Linked DNA regions of Homo sapiens: region 2 is linked to region 1. Evidence: chromatin loops called from intact Hi-C (ENCODE). Cell type or tissue: endothelial cell of umbilical vein. All regions are shown on one strand. Each heading gives the region's core, and the rest is flanking DNA. Links, peaks and the distances in the headings are about the cores only.

Region 1 (13,475 bases), core at 3,074-11,073:
GCACGTTTCCCTGGGGGCACCCCATCAGTGTACAAGGTGCTGACTGCTCTAGTGAAGTTTCCTCCCGGTCTCAGGGCAGCCGTACCTTGCCTCCAAGGGAGACCCATCTGTGAGATAGGGCTTCTGGCGGTGTGTTGTCTGGCCCTGAGCTACAGAAGGTAAGTGTTTGTAAATGAAATGTAAAAACACAAAGCAAAAAAACCCAGCAGTGATTCTGACCTCCAAGCACCCAACCTACTACTGCCACTGAGAATGAAATGCTCCTTGGTATTCAAAGAACCAGTGCGTACCAGTGACTTACCGCTGATGCTCCCAGGCGTGAGTTGAAGGAGCTCGAATGTAACTGGGCCCATACCTGGCAAGCAGTGAGTGTCCTGGGCTTGGTTTCAGGATGAGCAATGGATTCCTCCTCGGGAAGCTCTGTTTGCCGTCGTGCAGTTTGAATTCGTCTCCTTTTTCTTTTTGACCCTGGGTGGAGAGAAATAATTGAAATACAAAGCTCATTTTTTAAAAAGAGTTTTGCCTAACATTTTTTTTTTAATTTATTGTCTCTCCCAGATAGTGTTGCTTAAAAGGAGCAAAATATACTTGCTTTTTAAAGTTCATATTTACTGTTAATCCTCCATGTAGAGCTGACGTTAAGAAGCAGGACATTTAGAACATTTAGCAATCGACTGGGTGGAGGGGGAAGGGAAGTAAAGGCCTATTTGGTCCAGAAACGGGATAAGCCATAAAGTAAAAACTTAATTTCACATCATGTACAATTTTGAAAATTTAAAATTTAAATACTTTATAAACTTCTGCCAAACTCCACTGCGCCCCCTGAAGTGTGTGAAAGGCAACAACAGCTCACGTAGCCCCTTGTGTGGTAGCTGCCATTCTGATTTAAAAAGAGAGGTGCGGCCAGTGTTCAGAGCAATTAAAAGCGGTCAAAAATAGCAGACAGCTTTGTGGTTGGTGCACAGTGATTTGAGGAAAATTCAGCACTGGTATTTCTATCATAGCACAAGTCTGTGCGTTGCTAAGTAGATTGCCCTAGTGGCACTCCATGTATTGCAACCGCAAATATCAGGCTCTGTCACGAGTGAGCAAGATCCAGATGTATGAGAATCTGGGTGGTCCTAAGAGACTCCCCCGCATAGACCCACAGACACATTGCAGCAGCTGGATGGGTAAAGCTGATGCTTTGGAACAGAGATTTCATGGTCCTGAGTCAGTGAAACTGTGTGTTCTAGGTGTTTTCTACTTCATAGATTGATGAAAACGTCACAACCAATGTTCTCATTTTTTAAAAGGCAAAAAATTGTTTTTCTATTTAAAATTTTAATTTAAGCAACACGATAAAAATAACATGTAACTTTGGGTTGTTTTAGTCCTTAGCCTATATATTTCAAATACAGGAATTAAAATTGAATTAGTAATTTTTGTTATTTAAGAAAAAAAAGAACTATGAATGAACATTAAGGTTTTTTTTTTTTCATATTTTCCCACATCCAAATTCCAACCTTTACTCCATAAGCACAAGGAGAGGGGGTGGGACACAGCAAAGAATAGCAGCTGCTGTTTATTGAGCACTTACTATGTGTGAGGCATGGGGCTAAGTGCTTGGCCTGCCTAAGTCAGTCATTTCATCCTTACACCCTTACTGAAGGTGGTTACTGAGGAGAAAACTGAAGCTAGGAAGAGGCAAAACCAAGGTCTGAAAATATGTCCATCTAACTCCAAAAACCTAGAATGGCCTCCCTGTTTGGGACCAGCAGTAAGTAAGAATTTATCAAAAGCATAGAAACTTTGCCTCTTTATGGCAAAATTATGAGAGAAAAAGGAAAGGGGAAAAATTTAAACATGGATGGTCATGTTCTTTTCTCTCACTCTTTCAAAGTAGACTTTATTGTTTAGAACAGCTCTAGATTTACAGGAAAAATCAAGAAAGCAAAGTTTTCTTTTCTCTTTTGCTATGATGTTGAAGGTTCTGAATTTGTAGACTTTAGAGGCTTAAAAAGTGAAGATTTTTCAAGTAAAATTGTATTATTATGGTCAATTTCATAACTAAGCAGGGACATTTTGTTGATAACTGGCATCATAATTTGGGGGAGAGGGTGTAGTCTAAAGCTTTTTTTACTATCATTGATTTTTCTTGTCAAGCTTTCCATTTCTGCCCTCATTCTGATGATGTCCAGTAACCAAGAGTCAGGGATGACCAAGGGTGGAGATACCTTGGGATTTAGAGTCATAAGCCTTGGGTTTAAACCCCAGTTCTGCCACTTAACTAGCTGGGCAAGTTAACTTCTTTGTGAATCTCAGTCTCCTCCTCTGAAATGGGAATAATGAGAATCAACTGAGTTAGAAAAGATTCCATCGTAAGCTGTAAAGGGCCAATCAAATGTCAGTTCTGATGGTGACTGCTCTTTACACTTGAGATGTGCATCTAGGCTAATGTAACTTATTTGATAAACCACAGTGTATATATTGCAATAAGCTGTGTTCTCTAGAGAATAAACTAATGAAATTCATAAGGTCATGGGTGGAATTTTGGTTTTGGAATCTATCCAGATTTTGAATCTTGGCCCTCCCACTTAGCCGTTATGTAACTTTGAACTTTGTCTGTGCGGTCTCTGGTTCTTTGATTCCTTAGATCTAAAATGAGATAACATCACCTAACTTACAGAGTTGTTTTGAGGATTAGATTAGATGTACATTAATACAGTGCCATCTACAGAATAAACCCCCAGGCTTATTGTAATTTCTTCTGCAGCTTCAGACCCTCCCTGGGTTCCCTCCTGGGAGTGCCCTTCACCTCCCCAAGCTCTTCTTTTTAAATATTCATAACAGGGGCAAGTCCTTATGCTCTGAGGCCTTCACTTTTGAAAATGGAAGCTAAGTAGGATAAATAAAATGGGTGATTAAGCTAAGCAATATGGTTTTGGGTTACAATGAAAGCATGTTGATGACTTTGTGCAATGGTTACTTTCTTTGTGACTTCTCGCTTGAAACTCACTCCCAAAGAAGAGATTAGATCTGGTTTGGATGATAATCTTTTGATTCTTGGAAAGCATGATTTAAAAAGAAAATTCTAAGAAGCTATGGGTTTTTTTTGGCATTTTATTTGCAGAGTGCCTTATAAATTGAGTCTAGGGACCTCTTCTCCTTATATGAAACACTCCCTCCCTGCTCCCCAACCCATACTCTGCTGAGATAATTCCAACTCGTATTTCAGGTTTCAGTTTAAGCATCACTTCCTCAGGCAGGACATGTAACAGACAGGCGAACCTCACTTTGATCCCTGTACTTCTTTTGTAATATTTACTGCCTTATAATCACTTATTAAATGTATGCTTCCACAACAAACTCTAAAGCCCCATAACATGAACAATTCCAAAGAACTGAATCCTCAGAAACTTGTCTGTTCCTCATGTGGGCAAGATATCCTCAGGAAAAAAGAACTGCGGTAAGAATCTTAAACTATTTACAGTAATCCTGTGGATGGTTATGAGATTATGAGATTTTTGTGTATATTTGGGGGAAATAAAACAAATTAGTAATTAAGAGTTATTGTAATTCTATCATTTCTGGAGTTTTTGAAAACTGGGACTATCAGTGTGGGAGAAATGAATAAAACTTTCGTAGTTTAAAGTATCAATGGGAAATCATAATTAATTTTATTTTGGGAATTTCAACTCTATCCAGTGAAAAGTCCTAGAAACAATGACCAATACAGAAACACTGAGCACCCCTAGTACTAGATTGTGGTGCTGAAATACCATTGCTCACTAAAAGGAACCAAGGCTCCTTAGAGAAATAGCTGATTCCAAGTTAGGGACAAGGAATGTTCAACGTGTGCCTGTCAGAACTTCTATTAGCTGGCAAGGAGGTGATCAGAACCTATTGGGGTTTGGTGAAAAGGACTCAGGAGCCAATTTGAAGGGTCTCCTGGCTAAAAATGGGACAATTCAAGCATCCATAAAGGTAATAACTGTAATTGATTAAAACCCATCAGGTATAATTAAAAATCATAAATTCACAATGATAGCAAAAAAGAAAAAGAAAGAGAGAGTAAAGGGAAGGGGGAAAGAGGAAGGAGTGGGAAAGAGGAAGGAGCAGCAAAAAGGAAGAGAGGGAGAAATCAAGCAGTGGATCACCATGAAAAGATGCCAGTGGACCAATATGCTGTCTGAAAACTGAAAATAAAGGGAAAGAATGAAGCATTTGGCTTGTCTTTTCCATGTGAATTACACAACTGGATAACCAAATTGAAGATGAAGGAAAGTTTCTTTTTGTAAACGTATTCCGCCTAATAAAGACAGAAAGAAGGAGACTATCAACATTTTGCAACCTCTAATGAATGAATGGATTGAGGCATTAATTCAGCTACTAACATCACAAAGGAGAGACACTGATATTATGTCTCCTGACGAAAGGACACACTTTGCCAAAAAGAAAAAAAAAAGAAAAAAGAAAAATCAAACTGGAAAATATAAAGCAAATCCCTGTCTAGGCCTCACCTCGAAGGAGGAGCCTTTTCTTGCCACTCCGGGTGTAATCAAACACTACTTCCTCTATTCTGCTTTTACATCTTATCCATACATTCACTTATTTCACAGACGTTCATCCATTTGATCACTGCATCGTTTTCTTGTTTCTCTTCTTGTCCTCCTACATGCTATGATAATATCCACTCGGCAACTAAATGATCATTTTCAAATGTAAGTCGGAGCCTGTTGCTCCTCTGATTAAAACCTGCCAGTGGCTTCTCATTAACTCTTGAGTCAAATCAAAGGTCTTTACTGTGACCACCAGATCTACAGACTCTGGTCCAAATTCTTCACCTTCTACTCTCTCCCTAGTCACTTTGCTTAGCCACACAGATCTGTCAACACGGGAAGCACACTCCCATCTCAGCACCCTTGCATAGAATACTGCTCCTGCAATATCTGCACAGCTTGCTCCCTTACTACTTCAAAGTCTCTTTATAGCCTCTTACTAGAGGGGCTTTTGTTGGCTATCCTGTATCAAAAACAACCTTGGCACTCTATTCCCTTGGCACTCTATTCCCTTTAACCAGTTAGTTTTTTTTTTTTTTTGGAGTACTTCTCATCATGACTATGTCTTACATTCATTTGTTTATTATCTCTCCCCCATTAGATGGGAAGCTCTAGAGGCAGAGACTTTGTTTATTTCATTCGTTTCTATATCTCTGGTGCCTAGAACGGTACCTTGTATATAGTATGTGCTCAAAAAATACTTGTGGAATGAATGAATGGGTGCATTCATGAGATGCTGTGTCACAGTATATTGCATTGAACATTGAGTCTCCCATAAAAGTGGTTGAGGGCAAGGAGCATTTTTTTTTTTAACTTTTAAGTTAAGGGGTACATGTGCAGGTTTGTTACATAGGTAAATTTGTGTCATGAAGGTTTGTTGTACAGACTATTTTCATCACCCAGGTATTAAGCCTAGTACCCGTTAGTTATTTTTCATGTTACCCTCTCTCTCCCCACACCTTGCACCCTCCAATAGGCCCCAGTGTGTGTTGTTCCCCTGTACGTGTCCATGAGTTCTCATCCTTTAGCTCCCACTTATAAGTGAGAACATGTGGTATTTTGTTTTCTATTCCTGGGTCAGTTTGCTAATGATAATGCCCTCCAGCTCCATCCATGTTCCCACAAAGGACATGATCTTGTTCTTTTTTATGGCTGCATAGTATTCCATGGTGTCTATGTACCCCATTTTCTTTTTTTTTTTTTTAGACGGAGTCTTGCTCTGTCGCCCAGGCTATGTACCCCATTTTCTTTATCCGGTTTTCCATTGATAGGCATTTAGGTTGACTCCACGTCTTTGCTATTGTGAATACTGCTGCAATGAACATACATCTGCATGTGTTTTTATAATAGAATGATTTATATTCCTCTGGGTATATACCCAGTACTGGAATTGCTGGGTTGAATGGTAGTTCTGTCTTTAGGTCTTTGAGGAATTGCCATACTGAAGGAGCATGTTTTATTTAGCTTTTCACTGCAGCATCTTACATGATGACTGGCACTGCGTAGGTCCTCAATAAATGCTTTTTGTACTATTAAACATTTTTACCTAATGATTTTTATACCTCTAGCTATATTTCTAAAATATTAGGAGATTTGTATTGTGTATGTGCTGGTGTGTCAGAGGTCTCCTTGGATTCCTAAGTTGTATTTCTGTGAGGAAAAAGTCTTGAAATAAAAATCCCATAAGAAATAAAATCATCCCATCATGAAAAAAATAGAGTGAGTTCTAAAGACCAATAAAGGCACAGAAATAAAGCATGTCAGTAATTGGTCAGACATGAATGGAGGATACTGTGTGAATGTTGGAACCTCTCATAATCACACCTCCTATAGATGTTGATATGAAGATCTCTGAGAATGAAGATCTCTGAGAAAGTGTCCACAGGATGTGGATGAGGGGAAATAAAGGATCTGCAGCCACACTCTCTGGGAACCACTAGGTGGTGCTGTCAAAGACAATGATTTTCATTTGTGGATGTGGGAGATGGAAAATAACTTGCTTTTAAAGTGTATTACTTCTATTTTTTATTACAACATTGCATAGTCATTGTAGAACATTTAGTAAGTACAAATAAGCAAGATGAAGAAACATTCACCCAGAATGTTTCCAGAAAGTTCTGTGGAGTCAATAGCAGTGTGTATACTCTCAAAACAGGTAACAACAATAATAATAATGACTTACATTTTAAGTGCTTACTGCATCAGATACCAGACCAATGCTTTCTACTTACCAGCCACCCAGTCTTTTTAGGAAATTTCTTTCTGTACAGTCATAAGTGAGACAAAGATATAGTTATATAGTTTTATATATTGATAGGTATAACATACTGGTTTTTATTTGATAGCCCAGCATATAGTAGATGATCAACAAATCTTAGTTGAACAAATTCTTGAGAACTTAATTACATAATTCATGAAAAGCATCTACCCCATATAGTAGATGCTTCCTTCAATAAATAGTAGCTATGTATTGCTACATGATTAACATTAATGAGTTTACAAAACAACCTTGAAAATGTTTTTTGTTGCAGTTGCCCCAAAACAGCTAAGCTTAATTTGTTGAGTGACCCAGGCTTATTTGGTTGAGTGACCTAGTAACAATAAGAAGTCTAAATTCAGCTTCTCAATGGACATTTTTGCCCCTTTATCCTTCTGCCCTTGGTCTCTAGGTTGCTTTGGGCTCAAGGAGTTGTGTCCCAGACTGGCAGAGGTCTGAAAAGTGAAGCCAGCATGGAATCCTAGAGTTTCCTAGTGACTGCTATCCAGGGTCGCACTATTAGTGGGGCTTATAGAAACAAAAATGGGGCTGGGTTCGCTGGCTAATGCCTGTAATCCCAGCACTTTGGGAGGCTGAGATGGGTGAATCACTTGAGCCCAGGGGTTTGAGACCAGCCTGGGCAGCATGTCAAAACTCATCTCTACAAAAAATACAAAAATTAGCCAGATGTGGTGGTGGACCTGTAGTCCCAGCTACCTGGAGTCTGAGGTGGGAGGATCACCTGAGCTGGGGGAGATAGAGGCTGCAGTGAGCCCTGATGGTGCCACTGCACTCCAGCCTGGACCCTGTCTCAAAAAAAAAAAAAAAAATAAAGAAAGAAAGAAAGAAAGAAAGAAAACTGGGTGCTGGGGCTGGTTGGTTCAGGGCAGCTGTGCCTAACAGAATTTCTTGGGATTACTAAATGATTAGCAGACCGTATTTTCCTTGTGCCTGTATCTCCATTTCTTTCTCAGCCACTTCAGTTTCTATGTCATCTGAGCCCTCTTTAAATTTAACTTAATAAATACTTTTGAGTTACTGTGAGCAAGGTACTGTGTTAGGTGTGTGGTGAGAGAAAGGATAGAGAGATAATGATATCTCTGCCTTTAGAAGCTTTCAGACTAGTAGGGAGGATAAGGGAAGTACCTGTCTCCAAGATGAGTAACCACTTCCACGTCTTCTGACTTTCAATCAGTAAAATAGAGTTTCTCAATGTGTGATAAGGGGGCATCTGCATCAATTTCTCCTGGAGTGTTTGTTAGCATCTCAGATCTGCTGGATCAGAATTTCTGGGTAGGAGAGGCAGAAGTCTTTGGAATCTGTATACAACAAGCATCACAGGTGCTTTTTACACTCACCGAAGTTTGCAAACTACTGCTGTTGCTTCCCGAGGTGATTGCAGACAATAATGGAGATTGAAAGGAAGAAAGAGTGTGTGTTTAACATGCTTGCTACACGAAACTCTACTAATCACCTTTCATCTTTTGACTCCTGTTAGGTGTACCAAGAGAAACTATTATCATCCTCATTTCCCTGTTTTAAAGATGAGGATTTAGGTACAGAGAGGTTAAGTAACATGCCCAAGATCACACATAGAAAGTGGCGGAGGCAAGATTTGAATCGATGTGGTCTGATTCCAAAGTCTATGCTTTTAACCACTGTGTTCACTGCCTCTCATAGATGGTGGCTTTCAGAAAAGACTAACAAAGACTTGGAAAGGTGTAGAATTCCCAAGTGAAGAACATGGGCAAAATGATTGATTTTGAAATGTAATAACCATAAGGAACTATTGGTTCTCGTTAGTCTGTTTACAATAGATTATATGGTATTGTTTTTATTCTTCCAAAGTCACATGGGTAGTTTTAAAAAAGATCATAAAACCAATCTACTGAACACCTTATCTGTATAATGCTGTTGAAAGGCATTATCTAATCCTTGTGACAACTCTGATGTAATATTTGATTCAATGTAGAGATACAGAAAGTATTCTCAGAGAGTGCAAGTAATTTTTTCCCAAGTATATACAACTATTAAATGGTAGAATGAGGTCTGTTTTTACTCAACATCTGTTGCAGCAGTGATGTGTTCAGCTCTAAGTAACAGACATCTCAATGCAAAATGACTTGAACAATACAGAAAGGTGTTCTTATATATATCTCACATGTCAGCAAGTCCTGAGGCAGGATGGGTTTCAGAGTTGGTTAATTCAGAGGCTCAGTTATGTCATCAGGGTCTTAATGTCTACTCCATCTTGGTATTTGCCCAAGTTTGAGCAATTTACGGGTTGAATTGTGTCTCCCAGTAAGAAACATTGAGTCCTAATCCCTCAGTACCTTAGAATGTGACCTTATTTGGAAATAGGATCTTTATAGAGGTAATGAGGTTAAAATTAGGTCTTTGGGGTGAGCCCTAATATAATATGACTGGTGTTCTTATAAAAAGGGGAAACTTAGACACAGAGACAGAAAAATAGAAGGGAAATGATGTGAATACACACAGTGAGAAGATGGCCATGTGACTGGAGTGATGCACTTTCTAAGCCAAGGAACCCAGATGCTAAAAGAGCAAGGAAAGATTCTCCTCTAGAGCCATCAGAGAGGAAGACTCAGCTGACACCTTGATTTCAGACTTCTAGCTTCCAGAACTGTGAGATTCTGTTGTTTTAAGTCTCTCAGTTATTTTGTTGTGGCAGCCCTAGGAAACTAACACTGTGTTCTGCCATCATTGGTGTTGGTTTCATCCTATGCTGGTAGTAGGATGGCTACTTCACTTTCAGAGGTCACATCCAGATATCAAAATGTCCAGCTTCTTTGGTTGGCCAGAATATTCTTCTCTGCTGTGGCCCCAGCCAACTTCCTCTCCTACTTCACTGGTCAGAGTCCCATGCCTTTCCTCAAACTCAGAAATGGCAAACGGAATAGGGTTGCCTATGACCAGTCAAACCCACCTGGTGAGGACTGGACTGTCTTCCCTCCAGTCTGTATGTTGCAGCCCTAGCCCTCAATATGATTGTATTTAAAGATAGGAATTTTAAGAGTAATTAAATTAAATTTTAAGAGTAATTTAAAAAGGTTAAATGAGATCATAAGGGTGGATGGAGTTCTAATTCAAAAGATTGGTGACCTTACGAGAATAGAAATCTCTCTCTCTCTCTCTTCTCTCTCCTCTCTCTTTGTGTGCATGAACTGAGAAAAGGCCATGTGAGCACACAGCCATCTGCAAGCCAGAAAGAGAGCCCTCACCAGAAACTGACCCTGCCAGCCCCTTGTTCTTGGACTTTCAGTCTCTAGAACTGTAAGAAAATAAATTCTGCTTGTTTAAACCACTCGATCTATGATATTTGTTATGGCAGCCTAAGCTCACTAATGCACCACTCTTATAAACGAAGAGATCAGCTTCCCCTGAGATGCATGGCTGTGTATAAAAATAGGTTCTTGAACAAAATCAAGTTATGCCAGGAAAGAAGATGGTGGGGAGAAGGAATGCTGGGTAGGCCACCAACAGTTTCTACTATATTCTAAATTTTGTTCATCATGCCATAGCTTTTCTTTTCTTTTCTGTCCTCTTCTCTTCTCTATTTTCTTTTCTTTTTTTGAGACAGAGTCTCACTCTGTCCCCCAGGCTGGAGTGCAGTGGCATGATCTCAGCCCACTGCAACTTCTGCCTCTGAAGTTCAAGGAATTCTCATGCCTCAGCCTCCTGAGTAGCTGGGATTATGGCATGTGGCACCACGCCTGGCTAATTTTTTGTATTTTTAGTAGAGATGGGGTTTTGCCATGTTAGCCAGGCTGGTCTTCAACTCCTGGCCTCAAGTGATCTACCCGCCTTGGCCTCCCAAGGTGCTGGGATTACAGGCATAAGCCACTGTACCCAGCCGACAGCTATCTTTTCCTTGTCCCAGTTTCTCCTCATAGGATGGGAATGATTGCTTTTGTCTTACTTGATGATGAGAGATGTGAACTTGGATTTATAAGTTAATTCAATGTAAATAAATATTGGTCATTATAGAACCTGAAGCTCAATGCTTGACTCAATGCCCAAAACACAGTAGACTCTCACATGGCAGGCAAAATTCACCATCTGCAGTCCTTGACTCTCAGGGTCCAATTTTTGTGACTGTCCTATTGAGTGGAAGGGCTCTGGAGAGGGCTCATGGTTTCTTTTGGACCTAGAATTTCAGGAGTAATTAGGAGGATACCTTCACCTCCATCCCTTATGAGGAGCTCCTGACTTCTGCTTCACTATGAGAAAGTCAGATATACGGTTGCTGTGTCTCTCACTCAGGCCTTCCAGTAGTTTCTGTCTTTTAAAGCAGATACGGTTCCTTAGTGCATATATAGGAATGTGAAATCCATTAAAGGGTCCTGAATATGTTGGGGAAAATTATGACAGGATAAGTATGATGTAATTTAAGTATTTTGGCACAGCAAATGGAAAGAAATTACATTTCCTATTATCTTCCAACAGTTATTGAAAATGAAATGAAATATATTCTATACTCCCCCAAAAAGTCAAGGGTTTTTTTTTCCCCTTAGACGCAATTTTTCCCGCAGTTTGTTCATTTGGTATGCATTCCCCTCCTTTCACGACATGGAGGCATTCTGTTATGAAACATTCAATGAAAAAAAATGAACAAAAAAAGTATACTACTTCTTTAAAATATATTGCAAGAATACTCATTTTCAGCTTTTTATTGCAGCACTAGCTGGTATTCTTGCATGCAGTTTTGTAATTTATTCTGAACATTCTACTTAAACCTTTTTTCAATAGCATGATTTTATTAGCGTCAGCTCACTGGACTTTCCCAAAAAGGTATTTAAGATCAAATAAAACCAGTGCTTGGAAAAATATCATTACAATATGGAAGCAGTTACAAAAACATTAGTACTGCAAAGTTTTATTTCAAATGGCTGAGCTTGCTGTACCCCGGGTTATGGTACTTCTACTTCTGCAGGCACACTTACTGGGGAAATGGGAAAAACTGTCATCTTAGCAGTTTTTGCACATGTTAGGGGGCAGTGCGGGGAGAAGAAAAGGGTATAAAAATTTAAAGTGAGGCAGCAAAATTTTTAGATGCTGGCATCAATAGGAAAAATCAATTGTCCTCCATCCCGAACCCCGCCTTCTCATCCCACACTTCCTAACCACCCTCCACATGTCACTTGTCCCAGTGGATATGATAGAAACCTTCAAGTTAGCCTTTACCCAGAGGCAAAGTGCTGTCCTTTCTAAAATATGGAAGGTACCCTTTGAAATATGAGTGGATTGATTACTGAATTCGATGTGTCAGAGTATTATATGCCTTTTGGGGTTTTGTTCCATACCTAATAAACTCTTGTCAACATGGTGTCTTATTGGTCAACTGATGTCTTTTAGCACCTCTGTCTGGTCAGCCACAGAGAAAGTTCCTATCTGAAGGCTTAGCCTGGACACACCTTCGGCGGGGTAGGGCGAGCTTTATAGACAGGCTGGTGAGTCCCCAGGCTCCCGTGGTGAGCACTCTGCAGCCCAAGTCCTTTCCCTCGAGTGCAGTTCCCCGAGGCCACTCCACACTCACCTTCAATCAGGCTAAGGAGCAAACCAGCACCCTCCTCTCACTCAACTTCGTTAACAGAGCATCAAGTACAAATATTTTTTCTTGTTCGCTTGTGAATGCGTCTCTCCCTTTCATGGTAACTGACAGCCAGTATGGCTGGAACTCAGCCTCAAGTGGGGGAGAGTCAGCCATGTCCACCCCTGCAATTTGATGGGCTTTAGGAGGTTGCTTTCAATTAAAATCTGATATTTATGAGGAAAAACAGTGTCGTTTGCCACAGGATACAAATTGCTCTTGGATCTGGTGTTTTACATTTTAAAGGAAGTAATCTACTATTGGTTTTGCAGTACAAAAGGGATGCTTAGTAAAGATGAAAGAAATTCGCATTTCTAGGTATTGGTATTTTCCTGTAGGTGATTATTAATCGACATGCAATTCTCCTACCCGATATTTCTTGCAGCCCTTTTCCTGCAAGCATCAAATCTATGGCAAAACACCCACATCCCTTAAGTTTGCAGATCAGGTGGTTTCTACGTGGACTTTCAAAAGCGATTTTTAAATTGCGAGTTACTATTCGTATTACTTTTCTAAGGAGAAATATGCTTAAAAAGTAAAGTCTTTATTGCTTCTTAAAAGGCCTAGCACTCTGTGATAAATTCTCATATTTTGACTGTTAATATGTTTGAATGAAAATTATTTATACATTTGGGTGAGGTTGAGTGGTTTTCATTTGATTGCTGCCTCTGGAAATGAAAGCAGAGTAGCAGGAAATTTCCATGTCATGCTGTGATGTATATCCAGATTATGAGATGATTGTGCAGCAGACGAACCCCGAGTAAAATCATTCCCATCAAACTGTGACAACTGCAATTCCTGACAAGGCCTCTTAGTTTTGGGGGCTATTATCATTGTACAAGAATATAATCTATTGACAGCAGGGCTGTTTAATACATTTAAAGGCAGACAGTAGAAGAAATCTTAACTGTTTTCATTCGCCACTGCACAAGGGTGCAGATCAAAAGTGAATTATATTTAAAAATATGCATGTATGATGATAAGATGCATGACATTCATCAACCTGTTTAGTCATGGTTAGGCTGAGGTGGGGAAGAGCCAATATTACTGCCATATGTGGTCTGAA
Region 2 (8,000 bases), core at 1-8,000, 630 kb after region 1:
CTGAAAGGTGACATATTGAAATAAGAATTCTTATTAGAAGCCCATAAATTAGGGATCATTAAAGCCTGATAAATATAAAACTTCTGACTTTATTTCAATAGGGAGAACAAAGAGAATCAAAGTAATACAGTAGATCTTTTATACTGCACTGTGTTTGGAAAAAACTCCTATTGACAACTTTTCATAATGTCAGACCAAATAATCATTACTTGTTGCAGGTGACACCAGGAGTTCTTTACTGTCAGCAACCAGGAAGTTCAAAACATCTGTTTCCTTCACAGTTACCATGGGGGCTAATGGTAACCGAAACTCAAAGTTAATGGAGCCAAATTTAATAAAGGTATAGTATTTTAAGTTAACAGATGACTTTTTCTGAAAAAAATTTGACATTAAGTTTATTAATAACTGTGCAGTGTCTACAGGGAACCAGTAAAGTTTATGAAGTAATTTGAGGTTTTTCTGTGTAATTTCTACCTGTAAGCTAGTGTAATACTTTTAAATTAAAAATGATGAATATTATTATAAGGTCTTCAGTTTGAAAATGGTAACACTCAAGTTTTATAACCTGATGAGTAGATTATCAAGTTATATACTTTGGGAAGCAAATTTTTTGTTTTGTTTAACAAATATTCACCATAGGTGTTTCATATAAATAAATCATTCATTCAATTTCAATTCCTGTGAGAGAATGACAACAAAGTCACTTTGCTAAGTCAATATTTGTAGAGTGTTAATATTGATCTTCTTTCTTTGTTTTCCCTTTCTAGACTCAACCTTTACTAGTTTTCTTTCAACAGAAAATAATAGTTACAGAAATATAAAACATTAACTGGAAACTGCTAGGATACATTAAAAATGTGCACCTAGAGACCTCTGTAAAAGGGGAAAAAATGGTTATGACCACATACTATAACTGCTGTTAGAAAACTGAACTGATTGCTCTCAAGAGCCACATTTTTGTTTCAAATAACAACTCTGTATTTGTTATTGAACTCTGAAGTCCCTTATATCTTTAAATTGCTAGAGAGTGACATTTGTTCTATATTAAAATTTTAAAACATTATCTCCAAGGAATTTTGTTCAGACTGTTTAGGAATCTATACACCCTAAGCAATTTGGTGTGCATGTCCAACATGTTCATACACAATATTTAGTGTTCCAACAATATTACTTTCCACCAATGGAACCTTTTTGTATTTTGCAACTAAATTAATTATTAATAAAATTAACTTAGTTAAATAATTATGGTTTACCTGATTCAAAAGCACAAATAAATGTAATTTTAGCCACTGTAAAGAGAGATATAAATAAATATTAATGTGGATTATGTTAAGTTATAGTAAGACTTTGTCTCTGTGTCATTAGTTGGGCTCATACCAATATAATTTTTAAAATTTAGTTCAATTCAACAAATATTCACTAAGCATGTAATGTGTGCCAGTTATTTTGCTTAGTGTAAAATATGAGCTTGAATTTAAAAATATAAATTTTCATTTGACTATTAACAGTATACCAAGGACTACCTTGGTATATGCTACACTATAGCATAGTATTTATTCATTCATTTATTCAACAAATATTTATTGAATGACTACTGTGTGCCAGTGTTCTAGATGTTGATTAGATTAGTGATCTAGAGTTTTGGGTAGAGATCTACCTGGGCTTGAATCTTAGCTTTATCACTTAATAACTGTGTGATCTTGGGTGAATTTGTCAGCAGCCCTTCAGAGTTTCAGTTTTCTTACCTATAAATAGGGAGTAATTATATTTAGTGTGCTTTGGAAAGATTTAAATCGTATGTAAACATATGTAAAGCATTTAGCACAATGCCAAGGACATTAATAAAGAATAGTGTTAATAATGTTAATACTATTTATTATATACAAAGGACATTAATAAATACTAGTATTAATATTATTATAGAACGAAGAAATAACTGGATGCTTGTATGGGAACGACATGATGAAAGTATAGTTTAAGAAAAGTTAATCTACTGTTGTGTTATATATAGAGACCTCAGAGACACCATCTAAGAGGCCGATAGAGTTTTCCAAATATAAAGTGATGATAACTTGGCCTAGGATAGTACTTAATGTAATACGATAGGGGCAGGTGTAATAGAAAAATGCCAAAATTAGTCTGTAAGTCATAACGATTATTTAACAAAGAGACTAAAGTTTTGTATGTAAGTCAAGAGCAGGGAATGGTGTGGATGATAATTGGGAATTAGGTAAAAGGTACTAAGATAATTTAATGATTAAAAGAAAAGGGCATACTGTCAACTTTTTAATACTGTGAGTTTCATATAAAATGTAATGTCTTTTGGAAATAATTGATAGCTCTGTATATCTTACCTTTTAATATCCTGTTTCGGATCTTGATATTGCCCACTGTTGCTTGCTATCTATTTCTTAGATGAGCTGAAATTATTATTTTTTTAAGTAAGTGACTCTTTTGTTATTCAGCAGCATTCAGTTCTTTGTTTACATTTTTCTTTTCTTTATTTATTTATGCATTTTTTTTAAGACAAGAGTTTCACTCTGTCACCCAGGCTGGAATGCAGGTGGGATCTTGGCTCAGTGCAACCTCCACCTTCCAGGTTCAAGTGATTCTCCTCCCTCAGCTACCCAAGTAGCTGGCATTACAGGAGCATGCCACCATGCCTGGATAATTTTTGTGTTTTTAGTGGAGACGAGGTTTCACCATGTTGGCCAGGCTGGTCTCGAGCTCCTGACCTCAAGTGATCCGTCTGCCTTGGCCCCCCAAAGTGCTGGGATTACAGATGTGAGCCACCACGCCTGGCCACATTTTTCTTTAAGTCTTGTTTCTTCCTGGGTGGTTTTCTGGAAAAACAGAGAACCTGCTAGACAAATTCTAAAAGAACTGTAATACTTGAAGTTTTCTTTTTTTATTTCATAAATTTCATATATTCCTGAGGTTTTATAACCATTCTGAAAAGTACTTGGTTGTGAATGTACAGAATAAATTACTGAAAGGATTGTTAAATTAATTTTCCAGATACTTTAAATTTATTTTAAACAAGTTTGGGTATCTCAACTTCATGTGGAACAGAAAAGTATGGAATTGGGACAGAGAAGGAGGGACTTTTCAGAAATTAGAAAATTGTTGTGATAGATAAGGGTAAGCCATGTTTTAAACCACAAAACCACACAATTGGTAAAGGACTTGAATTACAAAAGGAAAATAAGATCCTTACAGGTACTATACGCATATTACTTTCCATTGGCCATACTTAGTTACTGCATTATTATTCTTTTTAAAATCCCGAATTCTATCCATTTACTTAGGTTCTGTGATGGTCAAGGAATGTCAGGAATTTTCCTTTCAGAGAGGAATAGCTTCACCTTCCTTGCTAAGACCAGTCATGTCTAGAATTAGAGTAAGCCCCAAACTATCAGTTGTAAACTCCAGAGATGCAATACTTCCTATATTCAGATTCTTAGAGTATGCCTACATTTATGTTTTATTCATATATAGTACAACATATGCACACACATCACACACATGTTGTACAACCTATATATTATAAATGTCAAAACATATATAGCATCTACATTGTATACCATTTATATGTTATGTGTATGTCTATATATGGCAATACAAATAAAAACATTTGAAATTCCAAATGGTTCATTATCTGTTTTTTGTGAAAGCTCCAGATAATAATTTTCTTATAAGTTTCTCACATTTTCAAAATGTTGATCAGTTCAACCTGTCAATTAGATTTCAGGCCACATCAATTTTACCCTCCATAAATTATCTATTTAACCTTTTATTTTTTAAGTATGTATAGTTTACAATTCTTTAATAACAAAAAGTGCAACAACTGGTTACCTACCTGTCTTATCATACCCCAAAGCAAATAGCTTCCTAATAAGTATGTGACATAGGAAATCTTTATAAAAAGCAGTAGTGATGATAATGATAGTGATGAGTTCCTCCTCTGACTAAATCTATGGCAGATCTACTGCTTAATAATTCTTTCTCACTGAAAATTTTAATAATACAGAATTTGTATGTTAAAACAAATCATTTTCATTCACTACAGTGTTCCAAGAAAAATGGGACTATACTGATGTATTTGTTTTGATAACAAGAATTTTTTGCTTTAGTATTTGGTTTTGTACTTTTCAGCATTTCGTTATATATTATGAATGAAAATAAGTAAAATTTGTATATGACAAATAAAGGAAATAACAGTTCAGTTTGCACTTATATGAATTTACCTGAATTGGTAGAATACAGCACCACCTCATGCCCTATATAAGAATTACAAGCTATTATTTTATTTCTGCTTTATAATGTCAAAAAATTATATCATACATGGAATTTCTTACTCTTATTCTAAAATTATTTTCAAAACTCAACCTTCTTTCATTTTTCTCTTAATACTCAAACTGTCAGCTTAATCTATAATCCTTTCAAACTGATTTATTTGAATGAGCCAGCCAATTTGTCAGTAATTTTTTCTTTTAGTTCATAACATTTTAGTCTAGGTCCTAGAGAAAAAGCTTTGTATGATTGAAAGTCTATTTGTTTGAAAGGGTATTTTTTTTTCTTTTTCTTTTTTTTTTGAGATGGAGTCTCACTCTATTGCCCAGGCTGGAGTGCAGTGGCACCATCTTGGCTCACTGCAACCTCCGCCTCCCGAGTTCGAGTGATTCTCCTGCCTCAGCCTCCTGAGTAGCTGGGGCTACAGGTGTGCACCACCACGCTGGCTAATTTTTGTAGTTTTAGTAGAGACAGGGTTTCACCACATTGGCCAGGTGGTCTTGAACTCCTGACCTCGTGATCTGCCCACCTCAGCCTCCCAAAGTGCTGGGGATTACAGGCGTGAGCCACCGCACCCAGCCTTGAAAAGAAATTTTAAGTTGAGTAAGCATTGTATGTTTAATAACTCTGGCAGATCTTAAGTTGAATGTTTCCTTTTGAACAGTAGGAGCTATAAGTTCTCCTAGTGAAGTTATTTAGAATTCAAATTGATCTGTATATTACACTGAAGTTTGGTTGATATAAATAATGTGGTATTTGTCTTACTTTAATAACTGTTGTTCTACCATTTTCCAGCTATATTAATCCATATTTAATGTTATAGTATGTAGTTTGGCTGTCTTTCCAAAGAAACTCACAAATTCTCTTCTATTATAGCATTATTTTCTAGACATGGTACTTAGGAAAGACTTATAATAAAAATGTTTAACTTGTTCCCCAGTTAAATTTTATAAAGCTATGTCCTGTTAATCTGTGGCACTGCCCCAGAGGTAGCATCAGCACATTGAAAAATTCTTCCGAAATCTTTGAGTTTCCTAAATGGCACAAATTATGTTTACTACCAGTGTACCAGGCAAAGTACATTATCTTTTAAAGCTTAATTTAACCATTTTTTTAAAGCTGGGGGTAGGGCTGCTGTGCTGATGATTACAGTACAAATTTAAGAAATTTTGCAGCTACTAAATTCTACATTTTTAAAGTAAGAAAACCAAATAATTAAGTTTATCTTAACCCTTAAAAGTATGGAATCCCGATTGATAATGCCTTACCATACTTTATTGTAATATATTCATAAAGTTTATTTTAAAAACTGGCTTAAAAAATCACTGCAGATATTTAAATGTGAAATAGAACAGAACTTAGAATATAACTTACACACTGGAGAGAAAGTAAGGAGACCTAGCTTTTGGTTCTAGTTCTGCAGTCAATTGAGAACTATAGCTGTTCACATATATCACTTTATTTTTCAGACTTTTTTGTCAATCAAAAGAGAAGTCTGGACTAGACTGCTTTTTAGATTTCTTCTACTTTTATAAGTCTGTAATTCTAAAGTATTATCCTTTACCATTCCAAATAGGTAAATATAAAAAATATAAAATATATTGGATGAAATTCCATCTGATGCTATAATCAAAACTGATTGAAAGCATTTAAATGTTTTCCATTTAATGTCAGAATCATAATTCAAACTGTCTCAAAGTGTAACTTGTCTAAATGCTGTATAACATTTCTTTCATTTCTATTCTTTAGCAGTCATCACCATCCAAGGTCATGTTGATTATGTTAAGGGCAATTGGGTCTGAGGTAATGCCAGCATCTGTTGTTAGTCCATATATATGCCCATCCAAGAGATTTACAGGGAAGCTAAATGAAAGTCTGTGTATCATTACTCATCATTAATAGTTGAACTTGGGCCAGGCGCAGTGGCTCACGCCTGTAATCCCAGCACTTTGGGAGGCCGAGGTGGGCGGATCACTTGAGGTCAGGAGTTTGAGACCAGCCTGGCCAACATAGTGAAACCCCATCTCTACTAAAAATACAAAAAATTAGCTGGGTGTGGTGGCAGGCCCCTGTAATCCCAGCTACTCGGGAGGCTGAGGCAGGAGAATTGCTTAAACCTGGGAGGTGGAGGTGGCAGTGGGCCGAGATGGCGCCACTGCACTCCAGCCTGGGTGACAGAGTGAGACTCCATCTCAAAAAAAAAAAAAAAAAAAAAAAGTTGAACTTCAACTTCTGCCACAAGCCCAACTTTGAACCTCATTGTATCACAGATAATAAAAAATTTGAATTCGTACCCTGAGTACATTTTCTTTTAGAAACTTGGTCTAAATGTAGAGGCCAAATGTCTTGGACTCTAGACCTAATATTGCTACAAACTCCTTATAAAACTCTGAACCCATATAATCTCTGGCTACCTCAATTTTTCTGTTTATTAAAATGACTTAATTCATATCTACCCCATACTGCCTCATAGTGATGTTGTTGAAATATTATATATAATGACTTCTTTCTGTCATGGGCAATATACTTAACAAGATAAATTTCAGTAAGTTAAGGTCACATCTTAATTTCTTAGAATTAAAAATACACATATCTTGTATACCCCAAAGGTGTGACAGTGCAGGTGATTAATGACTGACTGAAAGCTTGAGTATAGTTCAGTTTATAATGATAAAATCTTAAAATGCAGTTTAAGAAGAAATTTCCAAAGAAAAGATAAAGATAAAAATAGAAAACTTGTATAAATTGAGAAATAACCAAAATGAAAATAAAAGGAAATAGAGAAAATACATTCATTAACACTCACAGAGTGGTTAATATCTAAAATAGTCAAAAGAATTTATTAAAATATGTAAGAAAAATGCTAAGTCTGCAACAGAGTTATGAGAATAGGAGAATGGGTAATTTATACAAAATAAATAATAAACACATGAGGGAAATGTTCAGCCTTGGTATTAATAATCAGAGAAATTCAAATTAATGCAAAAGTTACTACAATACCATTTTTACTATCAAATACTTGAGGCATATACAAATATATGGAATACCATAATGAATGCTTTATGTACCCACACCTTGCTTATGAAATCATCCCACATCACCCAATTTTTTTATAAAACAATACTAACCAAATAATGGTAAAATTATTACATTATATACCATTGGTGGTATTGTAAAATTGGCAGTACTGTTTTATAAAGCACTATGGGAACACATGTCAATAGCTTTAAAAATATACATACATTTTTGCCTAGAAGTTCTCAAGGAAATTATTCATCAGAAGAAAAGCATTTAGACAAAACAGTATTCTATTAATATTGTGATAAGAAATTAGAAATGACCTAAATGTCTAACATTTTAGAAATAGTTAACTAAATAATGGTATACCAACTCAATGTTTTTGTTTTTTTTTTGAAACGGAGTTTTGCCGTGTTACCCAGGCTGGAGTACAGTGGCACGATCTCAGCTCACTGCAACCTCCGCCTCCCGGTTTCAAGGAATTCTCCTACCTCAGCCTCCTGAGGCTGGGATTACAGGTGCCCACCACAACACCCGGCTAATTTTTGTATTTTTAGTAGAGATGGGGTTTCACCATGTTGGCCAGGCTGGTCTTGAACTCTTGACCTCAGGTGATGCACCCACCTTGGCCTCCCAAAGTGCTGGGATTCCAGGAGTGAGCCACCATGCCCAGCCCCAACACAATTTTT

What was found. Peaks named below come from ENCODE experiments on the same cell type or tissue, not always from the same donor. Only the 100,000 strongest peaks of a DNase experiment are listed, where the experiment ranks them.
Region 2: a loop joins it to region 1, with 6 times the contacts of the local background. A loop is called at or near these places in 3 of 110 quality-filtered maps.

The regions. Positions count from the first base shown.
Region 1 is chr1:62,905,732-62,919,206 of GRCh38, forward strand. No RefSeq gene overlaps it. Among named protein-coding and RNA genes, the nearest start is that of LINC01739, 100 kb to the right of the region's middle. In endothelial cell of umbilical vein, for the core only: a CTCF peak has its summit at 6,473 (motif pointing right); no DNase peak of the experiment used is centred there.
Region 2 is chr1:63,533,877-63,541,876 of GRCh38, forward strand. EFCAB7 (EF-hand calcium binding domain 7) reads left to right here. Exons shown (of 14, transcript NM_032437.4): 6 at 219-340. It also overlaps the pseudogene RNU7-123P. Among named protein-coding and RNA genes, the nearest start is that of EFCAB7, 14 kb to the left of the region's middle. In endothelial cell of umbilical vein, for the core only: a CTCF peak has its summit at 4,288; no DNase peak of the experiment used is centred there.